2 separate regions of the Homo sapiens genome follow, and region 1 is linked to region 2. Evidence: chromatin contacts called from ENCODE Hi-C or POLR2A ChIA-PET data. All regions are on one chromosome and are shown on one strand. The core of a region is the stretch at or near the end of the contact, and the rest is flanking DNA. Distances in the headings are between cores, read along the strand shown. Region 1 overlaps PLPP1 (phospholipid phosphatase 1). Region 2 holds the start of CDC20B (cell division cycle 20B).

What was found. Hi-C counts contacts between places; a loop is a spot of excess contacts on that map. ChIA-PET counts read pairs that join two places held with the same protein, here RNA polymerase II (POLR2A). Pooled maps may share reads with other maps.
Region 1: a loop to region 2 is called in a map of OCI-LY7, with 2.2 times the contacts of the local background. The contact joins the enhancer-like site here to the promoter of CDC20B in region 2. A Hi-C loop is called at or near these places in 1 of 168 maps with a recorded cell type or tissue (OCI-LY7), 8 of 37 single-sample maps with no recorded cell type and 12 of 50 pooled maps. POLR2A ChIA-PET finds 5 or more read pairs at or near these places in 1 of 52 experiments (activated CD4-positive, alpha-beta T cell).

Annotation. Positions count from the first base shown.
Region 1 is chr5:55,433,871-55,440,455 of GRCh38, forward strand. The region is part of intron 4 of PLPP1 (phospholipid phosphatase 1); the gene reads right to left. Among named protein-coding and RNA genes, the nearest start is that of MIR5687, 72 kb to the right of the region's middle. RefSeq lists an enhancer at 4,267-5,094. Within about 2 kb of position 4,666, at least 29 of the 41 ENCODE cell types and tissues checked have a DNase peak (open chromatin) inside an H3K27ac peak, as active enhancers do.
Region 2 is chr5:55,168,626-55,175,857 of GRCh38, forward strand. It overlaps CDC20B (cell division cycle 20B), which reads right to left and starts at 4,552. Exons shown (of 12, transcript NM_001170402.1): 1 at 4,313-4,552; 2 at 3,963-4,025. The coding sequence starts at 4,375. MIR449C (microRNA 449c) reads right to left here and starts at 3,728; the gene lies at 3,637-3,728. MIR449A (microRNA 449a) reads right to left here and starts at 1,997; the gene lies at 1,907-1,997. MIR449B (microRNA 449b) reads right to left here and starts at 2,117; the gene lies at 2,021-2,117. RefSeq lists silencers at 4,276-4,570, 4,658-4,987.

The DNA of each region.
Region 1 (6,585 bases), core at 3,416-5,915, 270 kb after region 2:
TTACGCCTGTAATCCCAGCACTTTGGGAGGCCGAGGCAGGTGGATCACTTGAGGTCAGGAGTTCAAAACCAGCCTGGCCAACATGGTGAAACCCTGTCTTTACTAAAAATACAAGAATTAGCCGGGTGCATGCCTGTAATCCTAGCTACTGGGAAGGCTGAGGAGGGAGAATCGCTTGAACTTAGGAGGTGGAGGTTGCAGTGAGCCGAGATCGCACCACTGCACTCCAGCCTGGGCGAGCGACTGAGTGAGACTCTGTCTCAAAAAAAAAAAAAAAAAGAGCAATCCCATTAACAATAGCTACAAAAAAAGAAGAAGAAGAAAAAAAGACACCTAGGGATCTATTTAACCAAGGAGGTAAAAGAACTCTACAAAGGAGACTGCAAAACACTGGTGAATGAAAATGCAGAAGACAGAAACAGGTGGAAAGATATCCCACGCATAAGGATCAGAAGAATTAATATGGTTAAAATGACCAGACTACCCAAAGCAATCTACAAATTTAATGCAACCCCTGTCAAAACACCAATGACATTCTGCACAGAAATAGAAAAAAAAAATCCTAAAATTCATACAGAATTAAAAAAGAGCCAGAAAGCCAAAGTAATCCTGAGCAAAATGAAAAAAAGCTTGGAGGCATCACACTACCTGACTTCATATTACAAGGCTATAATAACCAAAACAGCACAGTATTGGTATAAAAACAGACTCGTCAGCAACCAATGAAACAGAATAGATACCAGAAATAAGTCCACGTATTTACAGCCAACTGACTTTTGACAGAGGTACCAAGAACATACAATAGAGACAGTCTCGTCACTAAATGGTGCTGGGAAAATTGGATATCCATATGCAGAAGAATGAAATTGGACCCCTATCTCTCAAGTAAGTTGGATTACAGACTTAAATGTAAGACCTGAAACGATAAAACTAATCAAAGAAAACATAGGGGAAACGCTTCAGGATATTGGTCTGGGCAAAGATTTTATGGCTAAGACCTTGAACACAGAGGCAATAAAAATAGACAAATGGGATTATATTAAACTAAAAACCTGCACAGCAAAGGAAACAATCAGGAGAATAAAGAGACAGTCTGTTGAATGGGAGAAAATATTTGCCAAGTATTTATCCAGCAAGGAGCCAATATCCAGGACATATAAGGAACTCAACTCAACGGTAGAAAACCAAATACTCCCATTGAAAAGTGGGCATGGGGCATGAATAGACAATTCTCAAAAGAAGACGTACAAATGGCCAATAGGTATATGAAAAAATTCTCAATATCACTAACCAGGAAAATGCAAGTCAAAACCACAATCTTACCTCAGTTAGAATGGCCATTATTAAAAAGACCAAAAAAACATTAAGAGATGCTGTTGAGGATGCAGAGAAAAGGAACTCTTCTACACTGCTGCTCGGAATATAAATTAGTCCAGCCACCAGAGAAATGCAGAAAAGGGGGCCTAATCCGGGGAAGTATGCTGAGGGAGATGTGCAGTGGTAACTGGGCTTTTTAAAAGGTATTAATACAAGAGATCACCTGGTAACAGGGAGAATGGATGCGGAAGAATCTCCAGTCAGCTGCCCATACCAAAAAATGCTTTCCTTCCTTGATTAAAAAGGATGACTATTTCTAGTATTTATAGTCTCTGCTCCCAAATTTGGAGGCTATCCTGATATACATCAAGAGTAAATGTCATTTATCAAAAGAACACTTGAGTGTGCCACTAGTGTGATCCCTGCTGTAACGTACAGGAACACAACTCTAGAACTGGAAAGGAAGAGACATGGGTTTCCAGGACACACAAATTTTAAATGAAGATTAATAGGAAAAACAAAGATACATCATATTCTTCGCCTGACCTTCACACTCCTCCCTCCCCCATTTTCATCTATTAAAATGGGCTGGATATACAAATACCACAGGAACACAACATATGGCAACCCCGACGCCTCAGAAGGAAACCACAGTTAGGCTATTTCTATTCCTCCCTGTCTCTTTGTACTACAGTGTGCGCCTGTAGTCCCAGCTACTTGGGAGGCTGAGACAGGAGAACTGCTTGAACCCAGAAGGCGGAGGTTGCAGTGAGCCGTGATCACACCACTGCCCTCCAGCCTGGGCGACAGAGTGAGACTCTGTCTCAGAGAAAAAAAAAAAAAAAAAAACTTCTTAGCCGGGATATTACTAGAGATTCATACAAGCAATTTCCTATTTCTTAGAGCAATAAGGACACCAAGCATCACATTGCTCAAAATAACCAGGTGTTCAAGCCCAGAAAGGAGGGTTGCAGAAAGCTGGCCATTCCACCTGCAGGCAGCAAATGCTTCACTGAGAAGCACAGAGGCCTTCCTCCCAGTCCCAAATGATATGGCTTGGCTGTGTCCCCACCCAAATCTCATCTTGAATTCCCACATGTTGTGGGAGGGACCCAGTGGGAGGTAACTGAATCATGGGGGCAGGTCTTTCCCATGCTGTTCTTGTGATAGTAAGTCTCACGAGATCTGATGGCTTTATAAGGTGGAGTTTCCCTGCACAAGCTCTCTCTGCCTGCCGCCATCCACGTAAGATGTAACTTGCTCCTTCTTGCCTTCCGCCATGCTTGTAAGGCCTCCTAAGCCACGGGGAACTGGGAGTCCAATTAAACCTCTTTCTTGTGTAAACTGCCCAGCCTTGGGTATGTCTTTATCGGCAGCATGAAAACAGACTAATAAACCAACACTCCAAAACGTGTGGCTCCGCTTGTGAAGAGCCTCATGATAGTTTTATAAAGTGCACAAAGAAGACCTGGTCAAAACAAACGGAAGACTCTTCATTACACAGAGCCACATCAGGAACAAATTACAAGGTATGCCCATTTTTTCTTTTGTTTAAAAATTAATATTAAAAGAAACTAGAAAATTCAACATCTGTGATACTACTTAGGCATTCTTTCATTATCACTGAAGGGTGGTGCTATTGCCTGGATATTTGTGTTACCCCAAAATTTGTATACTGAATGCCTAACCCCCACAAGGCAATGGGATTAGGAAAATAGGACTTTTGTGGGTGATTAGGTCATAAGGGGTTAACCCTCATGAAAGGGATTAATGACCTAATAAGAGATCCAGGGGAGCTCCCTTGCCCCTTCCACTGTGTGAGGACATTCTACAACCTGGAAGAAGGCCCCACCATTACCCAACCATGCTGGCACCCTAATCTTAGACTTCCAGCTTCCAGACTGAGAAATTTGTTTTTTATAAACCACCCAGTCTGCTGCAATTGGTTATAGCAGCCCAAACTAAGACAGGAAGGATATATAACCATTTTTGGTTGAAATTTCTGAAACATTTAACTTCCATTAAAGGATCTAATTAGAATATCTCACCTTTAAAATAAATAATCGTTGAACGAGATATTTTTTGAAGCTGTTTTGATTTTGCCTTTCCTTGACTAATCTTGTTAACACTTCTTAACTGTAAAATGTTGTTATTGTCTCATAGCCTCTGAATATTCTATTGTTAATAAAGTAAGAACTTTTTTTTTTCCATTTTAAACTAGAGTCAAGGGGTTGGCTTGCAAGCTAAGAACATTTTTAAGGAGTTTTTTTTGTTTGTTTTTTCAAAAAAGAATATGTGACCTACAAAGCCTAAATATTTATTATCTGACCTTTCACTGAAAAAAAAAAAAATACCAACCCCAGAACTAGACTAACAACAGCAGGCTCAATGCAAAGAAATATACCTTGGTCTACTTATTTTGAAATAGTGCTTTTATGACTAGCCAGGCAAGCCAAATTGATTGCTCCACCTACATTTGATGACAGATCTGTCCAGAAGAACACTGGAAAGCAGGCCTCAGTTTAGTCTTCTTTGGGTTTTAATTTCACCATTTTTAGGATTCACTGAGGCACTAAATTTAGATCTTAAATCCCACCTCAAAATCAGACAAGGTTCGTAGGCTATGGGCCATGAGTTGTTCATCATTTGCCCAATGTTCAGCAATAATCAAGTTTGGAAAACATCACGAAGTATCAACAATGCTAGGAGGTATACAGTGAATGCTAAATGAGGGATTATATGAATCTTAAGGAAAGTGGATAGTATGAAAGAGTCTGAGTGGATTTAGATAGGTGGGCAGCACTGTCTAAACACAGGGCAGGGGCAAGGCCCAGATAAGAGGCATTTTGTGGCAGGAGGAGAGTCTGGCTGAAGCATAGATACAGGAATTTCATAACAGGCGGTGATATAAACAATCTGGGGTTACAGCCTCAATAGAAGGGTCTCAGGAAAAGTATTTTAACACTCCTCACTGTATTGAAAGAAAATACAGACTCATACCATGGCTGTTCTCCTGAATAATCAAATAAATTTGGAATCTCTGGCATTCAGCCAAGTTCACGGGGAGTCACTAAGCATATAAACTGGCTATGTGCAAAGCAGCCCTGCCCTGAGCTCCCGCAGGCCTGGGAGGTTTTCACTGATGCTGACACTCTCTTGGCACAGTTAAGTGTGCAGGGCTGCACTGGCTGCCAGAGAAGAACAATGGTCAGGGTGTTTTAAGAGCCATTTTTAACTAGAAGTTAATTTCTGGGTGTCAGGAATTGACAGAGAAGTTTTGGCTATCAAAGACTGTCCTAGGAGAGGATTTAAATGACTACGTCTCTACCCAAATCTGAGACTGACTCATGAAGCCAAGGTGCCCAGAGAAACAAGATGAGTCATTGCTCAAGGAATTCGGGGGTGGGGCTTAGAGGTTAAATGTTGTACATAGGCCAGGCGCGGTGGCTCACGCCTGTAATCCCAACACACTGGGAGCCCGAGGCAGGCGGATCACGAGGTCAGGAGATTGGGACCATCCTGGCTAACACGGTAAAACCCTGTCTCTACTAAAGATACAAAAAATTAGCCGGGCGTGGTGGCGGGCGCCTGTAGTCCCAGCTACTCTGGAGGCTGAGGCAGGAGAATGGCGTGAACCCGGGAGGTGGAGCTTGCAGTGAGCCGAGATCGCGCCACTGCACTCCAGCCTGGGTGAGAGAGCAAGACTCCGTCTAAAAAAAAAAAAAAAAGTTGTACATAAATGTAAAAAGCAAGGATCTGTGTATTCAGGGCTGAAATAAAAGCTGGGGCCTACATCCACATCAAGCAAATATTTCCACTACCTAGAGTCAGTAAAATGCAGTGCATGGTTGCTCTGGCCTGCTTTCTTCTCCAGAAAGGTCTTGGTCTACAACAAATCTATTTATCTAGGCTTCTTTTTTTGCCATTATAACTTTACATCTGTTAAATCAAACTAAAATCTGTCCTGAAAACCCCCTGCTCACATACTTGAGTTCTTCTGTACAAAGAACAACCTAATTTGGTAAGTAAGCAAACTGGGAGCCTGACTCAGGAATGTGCTTCTGTAACAGCAGCTGAGTCTCAGCCAGTCCCTGCAGCCATATTTCAACCACTCACAGCCATTCAAACCACGCTCAAATAAAGCTCCAAGGCCGAGCTGTAACCAATCCGGCAGTTTCTGCACCTCGCTTCCATTTTCTGTACTCACTTTCCTTTTTCTGTCCATAAATTCTCCCTGACCACTTAGAAGCAGTGGAGTCATTCTGAATCTGCAGTGACTCTGAGGGCTGCCCAATTTGAAAGTCGTTTCTTCCTTGCCCAGTGACACCCTTAAATTTATCTAAAGTTGTTCTTTTAACACAGTTGGTTCAAACTGACCCAATTACCACACTATGGTTGACATCATTTTCCCGAGTTGATATCCTTCATATGTGGCTGCATGTCCACTGAGCAGGCCTGCCACTGAGGCCCTCTATTATATCAATGTCATCCTCTCTATAGTAATTTTAATCTTTCACAAAACAGCCCTCAGTACAAGTTACTATTTGACCAATTACACAGACGTTAATGGGTGTTTTGAGAAGGGTCAAGGAAGAAGAGCAGAAAATGATGAAGTATGGAATATGTTATAGCTGAGAATTTTCTTTAAAATTACAAACAGTGGGTCAAAGTTATGTGTCAGTCACTTCCAGAATGCCATTTTACTTCCAGAGATCTGCATGAGCTGACCTTCAAAATAAATGGACTAGGGTTCAGACCAAGTAATCAATCAATCAATACAGCATGGGATCCTGATTATCAAGAAACCCCACAGAGCTCACAGAACTCAGCAGCCCCCTCCCAAGGTGCCTATTCCCTCACTTGTAAAACAGTGGCAGTCATCCCTCATCTTTTCATGGAAATTTAGTCAAAAATAAAAGTAGTGTAAAATGCAAATCATCATCAAGATCAATCAAAACTCAGATTTCTAGATTTCTCATAAAGAGGGACTTGGACACTAACACAGACAGGTGAGCGAAAAACAAACCACAATAGCTAGTGAGACAAAAGCTAGACCTAGTGAGGTCTAGCCCAGGGCATACAAAGCACGCCCACACATTCAAACGCCCTTCAGTCCAGTCACAGGCCCATGCTCTGGGAAGAGCTCTCAGGATAGTAACGGCTCTAGCTATTGCTCAGCCTTCCGGGTCTGCCCTGGTCCTCGTGCTCTAATTAAAAAGAAAAAAATATGTTGTCTCACTTAAGAAAGAATGCTGATTTTTTTCTAAT
Region 2 (7,232 bases), core at 3,302-5,801:
TGTCTTCTGTTTATTGAATATAAAGTTGGTTTCCCTACAGAATCAAAAGTTCTAAAAAAGAAAACTTAAAAAAATTTAAGTTGGCATTTTCAGAAACAGAAAATCAATTACGGCATGTTCCTCACTTCTAAGTGGGAGCTAAACAATGGGTACACATGGACATGAAGATGGAAACAGTAGACACTGGGGACTCCAGAAGGGGTAGAAGGAAGGAATACAAGGACTGAAAAACTATCTATTGGGTACAATGTTCACTATTTGGGTGATAGGTTCACTAGAAGCCCAAACCCCAGCATCGCCTATTATATTTATGTAACAAACCTGCACATGTACCCCCTGGATCTAAAATAAAATAAAGTTGGCATTTTATATCTTGCTCTTTAATTTAAAAAAACTAACACACAAAAGCCAAAGCTTCTAAATTTAGTAGGTTTTATTTTTATCACTAGGTCAGTGATTCTTTATAGAAAATAACATGTTGAAATTTAACCTTAAAAAAAGACAAGATGAAAATAATATTTACATGGAAGATATACTTAAACATAAATCTCCTGAAAGTGAATAACACTGGGCAACATCAAAAAGAGGATGTGATTTGAAAGTAGTAAAATGCGTAAGAATCAAATTATAGATATCTATTTAACCCATGTTCTAGAAATATGTTTAAATAAGGAAAGCATAAAAATTATTTTACCAATAACTTATAATCCAGTACAGTAGAGAATGCGAAATATTTCTTATATCTCATCTATGGCTTAACTAACTGATGGCACCACCAAAGTCAGTTCCACTGACTGGCTGCAAATGTCCGCACAAGAATACTGCATGTCTGGAAGCCAGCACATATCTATGCTACTTCGTGGGTCAAAATGCCTCCAAGGTAATGAGAATATATTTAAGGTCATATTGTATGGTCAGTTCTTCCCACTTCACAAGTTGTTAGATCTCATGCTGTCTTCCAAATATTTCATGAACCTGTGATTTTACAGAAAATGAAGTGAAAGGATTGAGGTAGATCTTCCAAAAAAATGTAAACCATCCCCCACCCAAAAAAAATCCCCAATATTCTTGATATTTCAAGTGAAAAATGTTTTAGTTGACTGACTCATCTGGAAAATTACCTCAACTTTCCCTTCAGTTGGTACACACACAGTCATGGCTATAGAAACCAATTCTAATGCTGTATTTAGAAACTAATGATGCAGAGGCCGGGCGCAGTGGCTCACGCCTGTAATCCCAGCACTTTGGGAGGCCGAGGCGGGTGGATCACGAGGTCAGGAGATCGAGACCATCCCAGCTAACACGGTGAAACCCCGTCTCTACTAAAAATACAAAAAAATTAGCCGGGCATGGTAGCAGGCGCCTGTAGTCCCAGCTACTCCAGAGGCTGAGGCAGGAGAATGGCGTGAACCCGGGAGGCGGAGCTTGCAGTGAGCCGAGATCGCGCCACTGTACTCCAGCCTGGGCGACAAAGCGAGACTCCGTCTCAAAAAAAAAAAAGAAAGAAACTAATAATGCAGAAAGAATCCTAAAGACTTCACTGAAAATCTGGGGACACATTGTAGGTCCATTCCACATTGTTATTACATTCTAAACCTTATAGTTAAAAACATGTAATTTCATAAATACTTAAACACTGTCTACTCCGAAAGACTCCAAAGACTCCAAAAATATTTCTTAAAAATTTTTAGTTATGGAAAAGCAGGCATAAGTAAATTTTTCTTAAAAGGAAAAAATTTAAGTAATTGTAATACTTTCCTTACCATTATAAAACTGTGCATTGTAAGTATTACTGTATTATAAGCTAATGGCAATAATATATTATGGTAAATAGTGGCTTGCTTCATAGCAGAAAGTACACATAAACACACACTAATTACAGATTCAGTTACACTCTGATGTTCATTGTATATGCAATAAGACAGCAGTTGCATGTTAGCCGATGCCATTCACATATTCAACCAGCTAACAATACACTGCCAGCTCATCACACACAGGTATCCAGAGCACTTCATTGACAAGAAGAATTTATCCAGAAGCAAGTGGCAGGGTAGTTGTGGCTGCTGACTTGACCCAAGCAGCCAGCTAACAATACACTGCCTACCTGATTCAGGTCACTGCCGATTCTCGTGGCCCAGGCAGTCACTGAGGCTAAATTTGTAACATGAAACATAGTGGCAGAACTCTAATCTTAATAGTCACATTAAAGAAAACTTATACACAAAATGTATTACTTCAAGACTATAAGAAATAAAATCAATATTTGCTTGAATCTAGTCAAAAACATAAAAGTTAAACAAAAACTTTAAAACTTTCAGAATACTTACATTTAGGTTTTCCAAATTAAATGCTTGGATAAAAATATGTTCTACAGTACAAATGAATTTTAAAAGTTACTTAACTGTAGGCTGGGCGCAGTGGCTTATGCCTGTAATGCCAGCACTTTGGGAGGCCAAGGTTGGCTGATCCCCTAAGGTCACAAGTTCAAGACCAGCCTGGCCAACATGGTGAAACCCCGTCTCTATTAAAAATACAAAAATTAGCCCAGCGTGGTGGTGCTGCCTGTAATCCCAGCTACTCAGGAGGCTGAGACATGAGAATCACTTGAACCCGGGAGCTGGAGTTTGCAGTGAGCCGAGATTGCACCACTGCACTCCAACCTGGGCAACAAAGTGAGACTCTGTCTCAAAAAAATAAATAAAAAGTTACTTAACTATAGCTTTTCAAATCACTTCTGTTTACTGATCCAAAGACTACTTGTCTGTATTAGACAGTAAAATATCTAGGAGTCGTGATAATACATAAGCTGTGCACGACACAAAACTGCAGCAGTGTTTGGGGGAAAAAATCAACATTAAAGTATTTAAGAAATGTAAGGGCTTAAATGCAATTAGTTTTCTCCTACTAGAAATGACATTAGTAATCGAGTTCTGAAAATGCAATTATGTATTCAATATAGGATGTTACCACTTGAATACTGAATTTTTTTTTTTAAGAGGCAGGGTCTGGCTCTGTCCTCCAGGCTGGAGTGCAGTTGTGCAATCATAGCTCACTGCAGCCTTGAACGCCTGGGCTCAAGCAATCCTCCTGCCTCAGGCTCCCAAGTAGCTGGGACTACAGGCACATGTCATCATGCCCAGCTAATTTTTGCAGTTTTTTTATAAAGACAAGGTCTCCCTGTGTTGTCCAGGCTGGTCTTGAAGTCTTGGCCTCAAGTGATCCTCCTGCCTCAGCATCCCAAAGTGCCGGGATTACAGGCATGAGCCACAGTGCCTAGTTGCAAAATTTATATAAGATCTAGAAAAATCTATTAAAATGGTGGTGGATTTGGAACTAGAATCTCTGCGTACAGGTCAAAGGAAGATGAACTATTGAGCCTAGAGAGAAGCATGGTAAATGGTGACAGAGATTTAAAGCAGATGAAGGCTCTTTATGAAACACGTTTATAAAACCATTTAAATTTGTTTCCTTTTACACTGATTACAGGAGACACTAAAGACCTTTGGGTTTGGTCTTTCAAGGAGAACAGGTACTACATTGGATCAACTTTAAATTGCTCACGTTAAGAACCATGGTTTATGCCACTTCTCCACATTGTCCACAAGATGGCACCATTTCCATTTCTTTGGGGGGCGTGCTTCTGAATGCAACAGAGAGGAGTGCAACTAGCAACTGTTAAAATCATTAACAGCCGCTAGCAATACACTGCCTACCTGACACATCCCAGCTTTATCCTTTGCTGTGGAGGCAGAAACTAGAAAGTACGATTCAGATGCAAACGATTGCATTATTTGTCTGGGATCTTCAGTTTCATAAAGAAATTTTTTTTAGTATGTAATAAGATACTAAAATTCTCATATTTTCAGACCAGCTCAAACTTCCTACAAATACATTATTTACCAAGAATTCGTTTGTTCAAGATCAGAATTAAAACAGAGAACAAGAACAAGCCCTGGACTCACGTTGGCGGAATCTTGACTTCTCTTCTGCTTCAAGTCTTTGGAGAGCACACGCATGATACTTTCCTTTGAAAACACAGATAACATATTGAGGGAGAAACTATTTAGGAAAATCATAATTTCAGGTGTGGAATTTTTCTAGATCTTGTGCTTGTCAGATTACACTTTTTTTTTTTTTTTTTTTTTTTTTTGGCAACTAGGCACCTTCAGAATATAACTAAATTACATCACTCAAATTTACGACCAGGGCTTAGAGTTTCGTACCACCTCTTGGTCCTAAACAGATATTATGAACGGGGCCTTCGGCCCCGCATTAGAGAGTTAGGGAGAATGCAGAAAAGGGTGTTACTCACCCACAGCATCTCCTCTTCCGTGCGGACCCTCCGAGGCGCGGTGCGCTCCAGTTTCCACTCCATCTCCGGCTGACTTCGCCCTGCCTGGCGTTTGGCCTCTCTGCTCGACTGCCTCTGGTTTTCTTCCCAGGTCTAAGTCAGTCTTGACGCCTAATCGTCAAACCCCTGGAGTCCCGTCCCCCAGGACCATTCTATTTCACCACCTCCCTCCAGGTCCCCCACTCCTCCCACCGCCGCTGCAAGGTGTTCCCCAGGGTACCATTTAAAAAGCCGGCGGGGCGGCAGTCGGCGCGGGAATCCCCCTCGCCGGCTTCTTATTGGCCGGCGCCGCGGTGTCGTCAGAGCCCGGGTGGGATTCCCCGGCGCGCGCCGCGGCCCCGCCCCTGCCGGCCCTCTCTGGGCCCCGCCCCGCCACCGCCTCCGGCCGAGGCGCGCACCCGGGCGCCAAGCTTTGCCGCGAGCCGTGGCGGGCCTGCGGCTGGGCCTGGCGCCGGGGGCTGCCACCGCGGCAGGAGGCGGAGGGGTTGGCGGGCGAAGAAGCGGGTTCTGGGAGTTCACGATCTTTCCATTTTCAGAAACAAGAATGTTTCCTTATAACGGCCCTGATCCCTGTTCCTCTGCACCCACTTCTCTTTCTCCAACCACACCCTGCCTTTGCAGGATCCGAGCGTGCACAGCTCTCCGGCCTCTGTCCGTTGGTAATCGCTGTGTCAGCTATAGATGTGAGGCGTGTTCGTCAGCTCTTCGTTTTCAGAAGGCAAGAAAACGTGGCAAGATTTCTATGCCGATCAAAAGGGAGAGCGTTGACATATTTATGCAATAAATTATTCCCTGCTCTATACATTGGGAGTAGTCAGGTCCTCTCACTCGGGCTTCTGAGCCCTGTTCCTTAGCAGGGGGTAGGTGAGAGAGGTGAAGAGGTAGTGAAAGAACCAGTGACAGGCAGGACCTCATAAGGCGTGAAGAGGGGGCCAGAAAGCTGAGCACACTGGGGACTCCGTGATAAAGGGGGAGAGGAAGATATTGAGGGTTGAGGAAGAGGTCTGGCGGGAAATGACAGGGAACCAGATGGGCTGTGCAGCCTTAGCTGCCCATCTGAGCTGCCAAGAGAGCCGAGTTGTGCCATATGGCAGGAGGGGACACTGCATCTGGGAAGCCTCTGACAGCCTGGCAGCCTGTTTGTCCCTCCCTTGCTAACCCCCCAACCATTTTTGACATTGGATTGTATTTTGCTCTAAGGCAATGTGAGTTTGTGTGTTTTTCTGGGGAAACAGTTCATAGATAGCAGATACTCAAAAGGGTCAGTGATCCAAAAAAAAAAAAAAAAAAAAACCTAAAACTCACTCCCCTGCTTTCCTTCATACTGAAAGCAAGAAAAAATGGCATTAGAACTAAGACCCAATCTTAGACCAGTTTTCTATGTACAATAATAATGCTGCATAGGGTAACTTAATCTTCAAATGACATATATCAAAATGTTTGATAGTCAAATAACTAGTGGATTAAAAGATCTCTAAGTTTCACCCACAAGAAGTCTATTTTCCTTGCAGTGGAGTACTCATTCCAAATTCCAGTAAATCTTTCAGCAAACATTAAGACTAAATAAAAGTAAACTATTATTGGATGAGAGTCAGATGCATTGTTAATTTAAATGATCAGTTTTGCAAATGCCAACTAAAACTCAAAGTATATTGGAAATAATATGAAGGACATATTATCTTTGTTCTATTTTTAAATATAGTTTACATTTAACCATTTTGTATAAACACAGAATAAAAGCAATTCAACTAATAAGCTCATAAATCCATGTAAATTGGGATTTTTAGAATCCAATTTCTTACAAGTACTAAGAATAGTGAATCATTCATTTAGAATGCAATTATCTGTAAAAATACATTTATAAATTCCATTATAGCCATTAATTCCACAGCATACATATACACAGCCTCCAAATGTCTTTTTTTCCCCTAGTGTGAAGTAGAGAAAGTATTAGTCAAATATCTTTAGGAAGTAATTATGCAGTTGAATATTCAGATTAAAACTTAACTTCAGAATGATGGAAACAGAAACTCGCCACTTGGCAAATATTACAGTAATAACTGTCAAGAATACTAAAATTACCTTGCATATGATGAGAATACTTCCCCCTATAATTAAACACAAAAAATAAAATCACAACTTTTCACTGGCCAAAACTGGCAGAGACCACCTTAACCAAGTGATCAAAGTTAACATCACCATTAGTGAGACATGTTGACATACTGTGCCTCATGAGAAGGACACATCACTTCTGTGATATTTTTGCCCCACAAAATGCATAACCTTAATAGTGAGAAAATACTAGACAAACCCAAATTAAAAGACTTTCCACAAAATTGGCCAGTACTTTTCAAAAGTATCATAGTCATCAATAAAGAAAGAGTAAGAAACTGTCACAGATTAAAAGAAACAAGACATGCCAACCAAATGCATTGCGAGGTCCTGGATTGAATCCTGGACCACAAAAAAGAAGATATTGGTTAGATAACTGTAGAAATTTGAATTGATCCATATCTGCAGATTAGTTAATAGAGTAGTAGTAATGCTGATTTCCTAGTTATGATTATTGTACTATAGCTATATAAAATGTTAAGATTTGTGAACGCTGAGTGAAGGATATAATGGAATTATTTGTACCATTTTTGTAACTTTTTTCTAAGCCTGAAATTATTTCAAAATGAAAAATATTTAACATCATGTGGTCATTCTATTAAAAAGCACTTTGGTAAGACTGTTTGGGGAAAACAGAAACATCCTGTAAACATATTATCTTAATTTTTATCAAATATGGTTTAGGAACAATGTCCAATTCAAATATTTATGCGCCTAAGAGTAGCTTTACTATCTTTCAAATGTTTCCTCTTTGAGAATGGGTTTTGCA